2 separate regions of the Homo sapiens genome follow, and region 2 is linked to region 1. Evidence: chromatin contacts called from ENCODE Hi-C or POLR2A ChIA-PET data. All regions are on one chromosome and are shown on one strand. Each heading gives the region's core, a stretch centred on a gene start or an enhancer-like site at or near the end of the contact. The rest is flanking DNA. Distances are from core to core; before and after follow the strand shown. Region 1 has its middle 62 kb from the start of BCL2L14. Region 2 overlaps DUSP16 (dual specificity phosphatase 16).

Evidence for each region. A loop is a pair of places that touch in the nucleus more often than their neighbours do. ChIA-PET counts read pairs that join two places held with the same protein, here RNA polymerase II (POLR2A). Pooled maps may share reads with other maps.
Region 2: a pooled map of posterior vena cava shows a loop between it and region 1 (25-fold over the local background). The contact joins two enhancer-like sites. A Hi-C loop is called at or near these places in 1 of 168 maps with a recorded cell type or tissue (naive thymus-derived CD4-positive, alpha-beta T cell) and 11 of 50 pooled maps. POLR2A ChIA-PET finds 5 or more read pairs at or near these places in 4 of 52 experiments (A673, CD4-positive, alpha-beta memory T cell, Caco-2 and 1 more).

What each region holds. Positions count from the first base shown.
Region 1 is chr12:12,005,696-12,012,467 of GRCh38, forward strand. No RefSeq gene overlaps it. Among named protein-coding and RNA genes, the nearest start is that of BCL2L14, 62 kb to the right of the region's middle. RefSeq lists enhancers at 3,658-4,538, 4,433-4,552, 4,539-5,419, 4,573-4,622, 5,783-5,932 and 3 more. Within about 2 kb of position 5,021, at least 21 of the 41 ENCODE cell types and tissues checked have a DNase peak (open chromatin) inside an H3K27ac peak, as active enhancers do.
Region 2 is chr12:12,472,353-12,478,449 of GRCh38, forward strand. DUSP16 (dual specificity phosphatase 16) reads right to left here. Exons shown (of 7, transcript NM_030640.3): 7 at 930-5,663. The coding sequence ends at 4,481. Among named protein-coding and RNA genes, the nearest start is that of DUSP16, 87 kb to the right of the region's middle. Within about 2 kb of position 2,744, at least 7 of the 41 ENCODE cell types and tissues checked have a DNase peak (open chromatin) inside an H3K27ac peak, as active enhancers do.

The DNA.
Region 1 (6,772 bases), core at 3,771-6,270:
AAGTAGAGAAGACAACAGTTAAAAAAAAAAAAAGGTACAAAAGTTTGTCTGGTCTGCAGGGCAAATTTTTTTTATGAATGACAAGAGAAGCACAGGAGGCAAATGAAATTTTACATAAATCTTCCAGTACTTCATCTCAGTGTAGAATCTGAATTATGAAAGATCGACTCAGTAGATACCACATTCCAGGAGTTTAGAGATATAATCTCATTATTTTTCAACCTTTGTTTCTAGGTGTAATTTACACCTAATTTTTTTTTTTTTTTTTTTTTTGAGATGGAGTCTTGCTCTGTCGCCCAGGCTGGAGTGCAGTGGCGCGATCTCGGCTCACTGCAAGCTCCGCCTCCTGCGTTCACGCCATTCTCCTGCCTCAGCCTCCCGAGTAGCTGCGACTACAGGTGCCCGCCACCGTGCCCGGCTAATTTTTTTTGTATTTTTAGTAGAGACGGGGTTTCACCGTGGTCTCGATCTCCTGACCTCGTGATCCACCCGCCTTGGCCTCCCAAAGTGCTGGGATTACAGGCATGAGCCACCGCGCCCGGCCACACCTAATTTTTAAACAAGCGGAGATTCTTCTAAGCCAGTTGCCATTATCATTATCTAAAATGTATTTGATTTACTATTTACAAAGCATTTTCCTTATGCTATCATATTAAACACTAAACAACCCTTATAATCAAGATTAAAAGTAGGTCATAGGCTCTAACTCTGACATCTTCACAGAATAATTTTTGATATATTTGTGAAATAACGAGATGGCAGGTAAGGCGGAAAAGAAGCCTCCCAAACAGGCAAGAAGAGTAGATGGCAGAGGCACAGAGAAGGAGATGGAGAGACATGGAACCAAAAGGAGGGGTCACAAGAGGAAGAGTATCGTCCAAAAGTAATGTGGGGATGGGCTCTGAAGCAGGGAAGAGGGCGGCGGTCTTTGAAGTTGGCCTCGATGGTGGTCTTTTTTTTTTTTTTTTTTTTTTTTTTTTTTGAGACAGAGTCTTGCTCTGTCGCCCAGGCTGGAGTGCAGTGGCGCGATCTCGGCTCACTGCAGGCTCCGTCCCCCAGGGGGTTCACGCCATTCTCCTGCCTCAGCCCTCCGAGTAGCTGGGACTACAGGCGCCCGCCACCTCGCCCGGCTAATTTTTTGTATTTTTAGTAGAGACGGGGTTTCACCGTGTTAGCCAGGATGGTCTCGATCTCCTGATCTCGTGATCCGCCCACCTCGGCCTCCCAAAGTGCTGGGATTACAGGCGTGAGCCACCGCGCCCTGCCCAGGCCCGGCTAATTTTTGTATTTTTAGTAGAGACGGGGTTTCACTATGTTGGCCAGGCTGTTCTCAAACTCCTGACCTCAAGTGATTCACCCTCCTCAGCCTCCCAAAATGCTGGGACTACAGGCGTGAGTCACCATGCCCAGCCCTCAGTGGTGGTCTTTGAGGTTGGTATCACAGATTGTGGGGAGGGAGACACATAATGTGTGGGGTAGGAAATTCGTGAGAATGTTTAGAGGCAGTAAGTCCCTGAGGCAGGGATGACATAGGAGTCTATAGAGACCTGAACTTGTCAACAGGAAAATAAAAGATATTTTTAGGTGTCTGTGTCATTAAAGGACTTCTATGGGTGGGCGTGGGCCGTAAGGTTTGACTAAGAGCAGTAAAATGGGGAGTAGGTAACAGGTCACAGAAAATGGAAATCGGTCATTACTGTTTGTTTGAGATTCCATCAGTGTCTGGGGCTGGTTGGTCTCATTGGGGAAAGGAGCATCTTGAGTGGGAAGGATGCCCAGGAAATCCAAATAGACTAGCAAAGTAGCCAAGAATACAGAAATGCCCTCATCACCTCACCAAAGCCCGTGTCCCCTCATGTTGCTCTGGGAGGGCTGGGCCACCCACAGGAGACTTGCACAGGTTCCGGGGACCCCAAGCTGCTGGCAGAGCCCCCCACCAAGTCCTGTCCAGCTTCTGGGGCTCTGTGAGCAGCATGAGCCAATCCTCCTCACACACATGCAGAGCCTCAGAGAAGGAGCATCATCCTCCATCCTGCTGCCCAGGACAAAAACCTGGAAATTCTCCTTGACTTTTCTCCCACTTTACTCCCCAAGTCTAATAGGCTCTAGGTCCTTATATCTCCCAAATCCACTCACCTCTTGCTATCCCCATAACCACTAACATAGTTCTGGAACCCACCACTGAAGCGTGTTCTAACTTCCTCCCGTCTGTCTTCCTTCCTGTCACTGAAAAACTGATGGCAGTCCTTCCTCTGCTTATACCTCTTCATCAGCTCCCTTCCACCATTAGAATAAGGCCCGAACTTCCTAACGTTGCTTCGATATCCGCATGAGCTGGCCTCTGGTCTCCTCTCCGGCTCTCACCAGGCTTCCCTGCCAGCTTTGTCCCGCCATACCAAACTACTTCCAGTCCCATACAAGTGCCTGTCTCCCTTTCACTCCTGGACTCAGAAAATTCATCTTGCTTTCTCTGGAAATCATCTTAACCTCACGCCCCTTACCCTTGGCCCCATCAGGCCAGATTCCCTGGGTTAATTCCTGTTCTTGAGACTTCGGCTGTGATGTTTCCTACTTCACAGCTCTTTCGGGGCTGGGTGAGCGGCCCTAACTTTGTGCTGCCGTAGCCACTTGCATTTGCCAAAACCAGAGCATATCATCCTCTGCATCATAGTGGGTTTTTTTTTTCCCACTTATCTGTCTCTCCATCTAGATCTGTGGTTCTCTACTCCCTGTAAAATAAATTAGAGTCATTGTTTTTTAAAAAAAATGCTAATGCCTATTAAACAAAAATCTCTTGAGGTGGATCTGGGCATCAGAGTTTTTTAAGTTTCCCCCAAATAATTCTAGTGGGCAGCCAGCGGTGGGCGCCACTGAGCCAGACGGTCTTTGTTGCCAGTGCACAGGGAACAATCCTCAGTGTCTGTTACACAAATGAGTCTCTGATCATTCCACTTTGGTCTGCAGGGCAAAAACTCTACAGAGAGGGCATGGAGAGGAAGAGATGGGTCTTGAAGAAGAAACTTGCACTAGGGAGGACCCACACCTCCCCCCTGACTCCAGCTCCCTCTGGTACAAAACCCCAAAGCTGAGCTGTGGGCCCAGCCCCACCCACATGCAACTCTGCGCTGTTGGAAAGGCTTGGAAGTCAAACAGCAATCTACTCCTCTTCATGGAGGCAAGGATAAATTTTCTTTTCAAAACACTTTAAATTTTATCACCTCTTCAGAACAAGTACATGAATGAATAAACTGAGGCTCCAAGAGACTGTGAGTGGCCCTCGCCTCAAATCTCTAGAGCAAGGCAGAGCAGAAATCAATACGTGACTCCCCAGGAGCAATTGGCCTCGTCCTGGGTGGCCTCTGCGCCCACCCTAACTCTCCTGCCTCCTAGAGCAGGCAGGGCTCGCCCCGAACCACCCTGCCTCCTAGTGCTGACAGAGGCACATCTGCAGGGTGAAGAATCTGCAGGCAGGATGCAGAGAGTGGGAGGAGGAGGACAATTTCGCACCTGAGTGATCCTTTTCATAAAAATGGGATCACGTTACTTCCTACTAAGAGAAGGGAAATGTTATCCGAGAATGTGGGGCTCTCATTCTCGGATATGAGAATGTCTCTGCCAACAATGCCTGGCCTGATCTTACCTACCCCACTTCACCAGGGGCACTCACAGCTAGAATCTGCTGAGAACCCTCAGGCTCTCAATGGGTGTGACTCATCTCTTCCTCTATTCCCTCTCTGTAGAGGTTTTGCCCTGCAGACCAAAGTAGAGCGATCAGAGACTCATTTGTGTAACAAACATTAAGGGTTGTTCCCTGGGCACTGGCAACAAAGGCCAACCCGGCTGGCTCTCTGAGCTCAAGAAATCACAGCATGGCTCAGCGGTGCTCATTGCTGGCTGCCCACTAGAACTATTTGAAGAAACATAAAACTCTGATGCCCAGACCCACCTCAAGGGTTTTGTTTTGTTTTGTTTGTTTTTTGAGACAGAGTCTTGCTCTGTCACCCAGGCTGGAGTGCAGTGGTGTCATCTCAGCTCACTACAACCTCTGCCTCCCAGGTTCAAGGACTCCTCCCACCTCAGCCTCCCAAATAGCTAGGATTACAGGCACACACCACCATGCCTGGCTAATTTTTTGTATTTTTAGTAGAGACAGGATTTCACCATGTTGGCCAGGCTAGTCTTGAACTCCTGACCTCAAGTGATCTGCCCGCCTTGGCCTTTCAGAGTGCTGGGATTACAGGTGTGAGCTACCGCACCCAGCCAAGAGATTGTTTAATCAGCAAAAGGCTGGGCAGGGCAGTGGGGCCTAGGGCGGCACTTGCTATCAGATGTCTGGAGGGCAGGGTTGGCTTTGGCCATAGATGGACCTCGGTTCAAATCCTGGCTGGCCATACCACTTACCAGCTCTAGACCTAGAGCAGGTTAACATCATGAATCTAAACTACTTACCACTTAACAAAGTGAGTGACTATCTATAACTGTTGCCGTTGTTACAAGAAATCCACTTAGTAACTGCACTGAAAGCCCCTCATCCCCAAAAGGCAAGAAATGGGGAACAACCGGGTGACTAAGGAAAACTGCAAGTGAAAGCAGCTGTAATTTCTCTCGCTGTGGTTTGCGGTGCTCAACACTCTTGCTTGGCTGGTTGTCTTGGAGGGTTAATGAGGTCTCTGCTGAGTGTCCTCAGCTTAGCAATGGGCAGTGGGGCTCTGTTCACAGTCTCATCCCGGCCACGTGGCCTCCCGGGTTCAGACACCCTAGGCTGATGCTGTGGTTCCATGTGCCTGAACACGAGCATCCGAACTCATTTCCGGCCTGCCTGTCCCCCCATGCAACGGCTCCTGAAAAAGGGGAACCAAATGCTGCCCATTTCACCCCCATCAATAGCTGACAACGCCTGGGTTCCTGCTCTCCTGACATTCCCACTCATTGTCGTCAGTGGAGCGAGCAGGCAGAGGGGAAGTGAGCTGCCTATCAGCCCCTGCAATCAGAAAAAGAGCCGGGTGCCTTTAAGACGAAGGTGGTGGGCAGCCATCCATCTTCCCTAAACACACACTCGCCTTGTTCTTCCATTTCTGGCTGAGTGATAAAAACGTTAAATGTCATTTCCTGTATCAGTGGTTAACCACTAGATGCTGGATCAGAGATTTACCAGAAGTGCTGAAGTTATGGAAAAAAAATAAATAAACCTGCTGTTTTCAATAACCCTTTCTTGCACCCTGTGGGAACTATGTAACCTCTGGGGAGGGGGCTGCGAGGGGGTCGCTGGATTTGACTTGGGCAACACACTTAGGACTAGATTTACCAAATGCTTTCTTATGCTTCATATAGGAAGTGAAGAGAGACAAAATGTAACCATCCTATACCTGTCCCCAAGTGCGCGTGTGTGTGTGTGTGTGTGTGTGTGTGTGTGTGTGTGTGTGTGTGTAGAAACGCTGGGAAAAGCAGGAGGAAAAATCATCCACGTGCCTTCTTTGCCCACCTCTCTCAGGATATCTTGCAGTCATTTTGGTTTTATTGACCCAGGGTTTTTGCAGAGGACAGTTGCCCTGACTATTCGATTCCCTCAGCTTCCTGCAACAATCAATGTCCTCCAGTGACAAGAAGGCTTCCTGGGGGAAAACATGCTCCCAGGAAACTCCTGAGAGGTGGAGAGCCCAGCTCAATCCTTTGTTGTGTCCTCTTCTTCTTTCAGTTGCTCCATTAAATTAATCAAGAGCTCAGAAAAGGGAAGGCCTGGCTTAGCCCCCAAGGAGAGGTGACTGGACCGACTGCAGCCTGCCCACAGCTGTACTCCAAGCCCAGCCATGCGCTTCTGACCTGAGGTCAACTCCCCACATACAGCTGCCCTGGGCTCCTCCCTGCGGCCTCCCAGGCACTCCCCTCAGTCTGGACATATAAGACTTAGGAGCTGCACTTTGTTCTAGCAATTCCATTTCCTTCCCAGTGCCAGTTGGGATGTGCTGTGCACACCAAGTGCCCCTAGCTCCTCACCTACCTCTGGGATCACTGACAGTCCTGCTTTACCTGGGACCGAAGGGATTCATGGGGCGGCCGGGGCGGGGGAGGGAGGACTTTTGTTTCTAAAACTGGGAAAGTCCCAGGCAAACCGAAATGAATTGGTCACCCCCGCAACAGATACAATGGTTTGCATAGGCACTTGCACGTTCTATGTCAGAACGGTGGCCAAGAAATAAAAAATAATAAATATGATTTAAAAACCAGAAAATAATTTTTAAAAAATTTAATAAACATAAGATAATTTTTTTAATAAAATTAAAAAAAAAAAGAAACTGGCCAAACTTGAGAACAGATCTAGCCAGGGTACTGAGAACTGCAGACGGCATTGCATGGTATAAGAGTTCCCTGGGGAGATAGGACGGAGCGCATCACAGATCTCCCACTGCACCTGGCGCATACCTAGAAGTCATCCTCTCTCAATTCAATAGTTACTAGAGGAGATCTGAAATCAAAGTCAGAATCAGAAGGGAAAAGAGCATGGGAAAACGTACATTCCACTAAATCTCTTGTAGGCCTCTGAAACTGAAACTTCTTTTTCCTTCCTCGCGCCCTTGAGTACCAACACCATCAGCCCCCCTGGTGCCCAGGACACAAAGATTCGAGAGATGCATTGCTCTTTACTCTGCCTCGCTCCCACTTCATTTTATTATTATACCTAGACCTGATTTCCTGCCACCTAGGATCTCTCCTCTCCACTTCCACTTCTATGACTATCCTTCCGCTGTCTCTGCCCTCAAAGACTGGCCTCCAT
Region 2 (6,097 bases), core at 1,494-3,993, 460 kb after region 1:
AGGAGCCCAGCTGGCTTCACCCAGTGGATCCTGCACCAGAGCTGCAGGTGGAGCTACCTGCCAGTCCCACGCCCTGTGCCCACACTCCTCAGCCCTTGGCTGGTTGATGGGACTGGGCGCTGTGGAGCAGGGGGCGGCGCTCGGGGAGGCTCAGGCCGCACAGGAGCCCACGGAGTTCGGGGAGGCTCAGGCATGGCGGGCTGCAGGTCCTGAGCCCTGCCCTGTGGGAAGGCAGCTAAGGCCCTGTGAGAAATTGAGCACAGCAGCTGCTGGCCCGGGTGCTAAAAGCCCCTCACTGCTCGGGCGGTGGGGCCAGCTGGCTGCTCCGAGCGCAGGGTCCGCTGAGCCCACGCCCACCTGGAACTCGCACTGGCCTGCAAGCACCGTGCGCAGCCCCGGTTCCCGCCCATGCCTCTCCCTCCACACCTCTCCCTCCACACCTCCCGGCAAGCTGAGGGAGCCGGCTCCGCCTTGGCCAGCCGAGAAAGGGGCTCCCACAGTGCAGCGGCGGGCTGAAGGGCTCCTCAAGTGCCGCCAAAGTGGAAGCCCAGGCAGAGGAGGTGCTGAGAGTGAGTGAGGGGTGTGAGGGCTGCCAGTGCGCTGTCACCTCTCACTAATTTCCCCTTAGTTTATTTTTTGTTTAAAATGGAGTTTCGCTCTTGTTGCCCAGGCTGGAGTGCAATGGCGAAATCTTGGCTCACTGTAACCTCCACCTCCTAGGTTCAAGCAATTCTCGTGCCTCAGCCTCCCAAGTAGCTGGGATGACAGGCACCCACACCTGGCTAATTTTTGTATTTTTAGTAGAGAAGGGATTTCACCAGGTAGGCCCGGTTGGTCTCAAACTCCTGACCTCAGGTAATCCACCTGCCTTGGCCTCCCAAAGTGCTGGGATTACAAGCGTGAGCCACCGCCCCCAGCCTCCCCTCTTAGTTTAATTCCTGGTCTAATTGTAGTTGTCACATCCAAACCAGTCCTCCAACAATAGCCTGCTGAGGCTGGTCATGAAGGGGCTCCGAGCACTGTCAGCAACTGGCCTGAACTTCAGGCTCTCCCAAGATCTGCATCTTCTCATTGGAAGCCTCTCACTGAAACAACTGTTCCTCCTGTTACCCTCTATCTCTGGAGGCTGATTTATTCTAATTCCCTTTATTCCTCTATCTCACTTCCACCTCTTTTTCTGCAGGGTCCTGGCCAAGATAGCTCTTCTAGTCTAGCTCACCCGGCCCAATCTTTCTTATAAATTTTCTTAAATGTAACTTCAACTCAACCAACTTCAAGGTCACCTGTGATTCTTTCTGTAGTCAATATTCCATCTGTTTGCACTGAAGCTTTATTCCTTCAATGCCTAATTTTTATGAAACTGATGAGACTAAGTTTCTAGTCTCATAAGTCATCAAATCTAGTGTCATGAGCAGAGAGGTTGTTGAGATGTATGTGGCAAGGACAAAGGACAGCTCTTCAACAATTGCCCTTCCTGTTTTTCCTGTAGGAATCGTAACATCATTTACATGTTATATCGAAATGGGCCATGTGTGTGTAGCTGGCCTTTTTTTTCCTACCATGTACTTGTGTGTTCTGGAATCAGTCAGCTAGAAAATATTTACCAAGTGTCTTAGGCTTTTTCACTGTAGTGTGCATTTAACGTACACAGTAAAGAATGAAGGCTGGCACTAAACTGTTAGCTAATCATCCGGTGTTCCATGTGAATGACAGAACACGGAATAAACCTGATGACACCACCACTTTATTTTGAGCTAAATCCTCATTTAAGTGAGAACAGGACAGGTTTCACCACTGCCTCCTTTGGCAACTTGAGTGGTGGTGTTCCCACCGAGTTTATGGCTGCAAAGATAGGTCTTTTCTCGTATTTATGTATAAACAGGTACCAGTTTTGATTTTATTTAATCATTTCATACATTAACATACATGACACATCAAAATGAGAAATGCACAGTTTAACCGTTCAACAGCTGGCCTTACTTCAAAAGAACACTATATTCATATTAAACATTTACAGTCTTTCCATCTAACTTTACACATGTCCTAAATCATTTTCCAGCACTTCTCACATAGAAGTCTAGTTTTGCTCTTTAAAATCACCATCTGTATCACCCCTAGTAGACGCGAGGGTTTCCCCAATTACATGCTGAAGAGAGCCAGCCACCACCCCACCTAAAGACATCCAAGCAGCTCCAGAGCCTGCCTCCGAGGCCACCCCTTCGCCACGGCAGTCTCGATTCCAAGAACTGATTATCTGACACTAGTGAACCAGCACTAAAGGCTGTAGGATGTGACTACATCACAGTTCCAGAAGGAAGGGGGACCATGGCCAAGAGAAGCCCTAAATGACAGAAGCTCATTAAAACCAAGTCCCCCAAACCTCCTGAAACATCGTTAGCAAGGAGCTACTGCTTTCCTTTCTTAAACATGTTTTGGGCATGACCACACTCTGGAAGTGGTGAACTGTTACACATTTGGTGTGTGTGTACATAACATCAAAAACTACTGTGTGAAACTTGAGAATGTCTGATTAAAGATTTCAATGTATATCTAAAAACTAACTCAAATCGTTGACCAGCACTTTCCCAGTATCATAACAATGCGGCTGACCCTCTTCTGCCTTCACTTTACACCCCATCATAGCACATTATTTGTGCACAACTAGTGAGGTCTGTGCGGCTCATCATCCCCATAACCAAGTCGGTCTGTGTTGAGTCATATCATTCTGTGCTGGTTTTAGAAGTCACCATAGGAAACATGAAGTCACATCCTGGTCAAAAAACTGTCCATTTCTCAAAAACAGAGAAAAACCTGAGATACGAGGCAGCAACTAGCGACACTTACAGGAAGGGAAAGAACAATGACAACACCCGCCCAGCCCCACCCCCAAAAAGCTGCTGTTGTGAATTAAGGCTTCAAAAGAGGACCCACATTGTAGCTGATAAAACTCAAGCCAGGAGGATGTTTGAAAGCCAATCTGCACTATCACTTGTTCCAGTGACCTCCTATGTTCAGCTGCCAGGACCGATTCCATACAGTGATTGTAGGTTGAGGACTGAGGACGCCCCTTTGCTCTCGCTCCATTTTGATTTGCTTTTTCCACTGAAGACACGCCGGCCAGCGTTTCCAAAAACAGCTTGGCCATGGCTTTGCACTCTATTCACAACTGATCAAAACTCAATGGTCTTCTCAGCTTTCTCAACCGTTTTATTCTGAATATTCCTTCCTCACTAAAGCCTCTCTCAGCCCTACTAGTAAATGTGAAAGTCTGAGGCAATCATAGAAACATCAGCCCCATCGCATGCCGAGGGGATAAAAGCCACTAAGGAAACAGGTTTCCTGCTTCTCCTCAGCAATTTGTACCTTTCTTAATCTTCCCATAATTTACCTCCCTAGGAAGTTTCCTATAAAATTCTGCCATATTATTACATTTTACCAACTGTATCCATGCAGTGAAGCAGAAAGGGCAAAAACATCTGCTTTGGCTGAGAATTTGAAGGTGCTGCTGCTCTGCTACCAACCCAAATAAATTCACATTTGGCTTGAAACCAAGTTCATCTTTATTTAAAGGATTGACAATCCCATTTTAAACAATTCTTTGATTTACAAAGAGGGAGGTAGACTCGTTAGCCTCCCAACCTTAGCTTAAATCGTGATGTTGCCAGGTTCCTGGTGGTTCAGCTGAATCCTAGACAGTTTCCCTTCTCTTCATAAAGCTGAGAAGAAAAAAAAATTATCTCCATCTAGGCCCACGGGAATTTTGTGCATAGACAGTTTGAATTGGTCTGAAAAGTGTGACTAGCTACCTACCTATTCACAATGCCTAGAAAATGGGCTACCAGATATGGTAGTGGTCAAAGCCCCGACTTTCCTGTCTGAGGTACTGGGTTTGCTCTAAGGTAGACCTTGGCAAGGCCCCTAATGGTCCGTCCAGCAGAGTGATGCTCGTGTCCCTCGGCTGTCAGGTGAGCGTGGGTTTGTGAATCAGCTTTGGATAGGATCATTTCTCTTGGATTTACCACTAGGCTCTGTCCCTAACAGGGTCTACCTACCTGACCCCCAAGCTGGCTCAGTCTCAGCGCTAAGGTGTACTATGGAAGGGTCCGGACAAAGACTAATATTTGAGATCTCTTAGTAGCACAACGTGAAAATGGTAGGGGATTTTGTCCTCCAACACCAAAGACACTTGCTTTTTTAAGAACAAGAGGATGTGTAATTCACTGAATAAAATGGTTTTCCTCCGTCTAGGGGGGATTCTAGCATCTGCCCTTCCATTTTTGTTGAGAGAAGTATTAGCTGATCTCTCAAATGCAGATGTTAAGAGAGTAACAACTGGGTTGATCCACCTGTTGCTTTTACACCATAGCTCCATTTTCCAAAAATATATATGTATGTACATATATATATTTCAGATTTACAGGGAATTTTTTTGTGAACAAGAAAAAAAAATTGTCTATAGAAGTCACAAGTGTCTTTCTTCTCAGGAGACCTCAATGATTTCCATGCTGCCCGAAAAGCTAGACTGACTGCCCACTTTCCCCAGCTCTTCCCGTGACCTGTTCTCTGACATGATGCTCTCTCCAAATTCCATTTGGCAGCTTCTGCGTTTAAACTGCTTTTCAAAGGGGCTCTCTTCATGCCAGCTCCGCCGCGAGTCAGCTCTGTCACTTGGCTTCTGCCGCCTGCGCACAGAATAGACTTGGTCTCCGCAAGTGGGCAGCTGGCTGCAGCTGTAGGCAGAGTAACTGGCACTGCCTCCGTAGATGGCTGAGGCAGAGTAGAAGTGTGAGGACTCTGTGGCAAAATACCAGCTGCTGGTCAGGGAAGGGGTAGAGGTCTGGGGGGCCAAGATATCCGAGTGCCAGCCCTTAAGGCCCAGGCCAGCAGACTTCGTGAGGTGCTGCTGGCTGGTGGAAAGGCCGAAAAGGAAGCTGGTGTGGTAATTGTCCTCCACGCTCCCACTTCGATGCAGTGGAGATAAAAGGGACCTCTGGGCGGTGCCACTGCTGCTGGTTCTGACCGAATGCAATCGCTTGCTCTGGCTGTCTGAAGGCCTGGCGGTCTGCAGCTTCTTGGGGATGCTGGCTTCCTCCTTATCAGGACTGGTTTCGGGAGTCTGCTCCGATAGTTCCTGAACAGGGGAGAACTGGCATAGCTTGTTGGTCCCATCCAGAGTAGTGGAAGGTTTGTAGTATTCCAAAGCATCTTCTGATGAGGAGAAGCCATGTAAGGATGCTGCCATGCTGGCTGAATATGAAACTGATTTGATATCCAGAGAGAAGGAACGCTTGAGCTTATTGCTGTCTTCCAGCCTGTCTGCGGACAGGTGCAGCCCACTGAGCGCCTGTACCAGCGGGCTGTCCTCTAACAGCGACGGCTGCACGCTGGGCACGCTGGGCACGCTGGCGGGATGCACGGGCCTTTGTCCTGCTGCCTCTGAGGTAGCAGAGTCGGCACAGGGTGGACTGAGGGGCGTCTCGCTTTTCTGTCCACCCTCTGAGACAGCAGGGACAGGTTCATTTGGCTTCTCCAGGTGCAGCAGCTTGAGTTTGCTCTTTGGCCCTGATGCTCCAGTCTGGTTCTTAATCTTCTTCTCATAGTCCAGGAGTTGGCCCAGAAAATTGAAGTTTGGAGATATAGTAGGTCTTTTTTCTTTCACAAATCTGCAGAGAGAGGAAAAAACAAAAACCCGAATTTTACAACTACACTTTATCTTAAGAATATTAAGTGAATAAATGAGATAGGGAATTATCAGGCAGACCTCAAAAACTTTGGAAGATGATTGGTTTACAAGTTCGGGGAGATGCTTCAAGGTGGAGAATACAAAGGCCCTAGGCACTGGGGAAGCTTTGCACACATCCTGGAGTATGCCAGAAGAGGCAGCTGGGCCCCAAAGGCTCTAGTTTTTGTCTCCTTATTTTCAAAGGCCCAGGGCTCCCAATGCAGCTGATAAGAGATGGTATGGGGTTTTGTTGGTGGTGGTCTTTTTTTTTTTTAAGAGACAGAGACTTGTTCTGTCGCCCAGGCTGGAATACAGTGGCATGATCATAGCTCACTGCAGCCTCGAATTCCTGGGCACGTGCAGTCCTCCCACCTC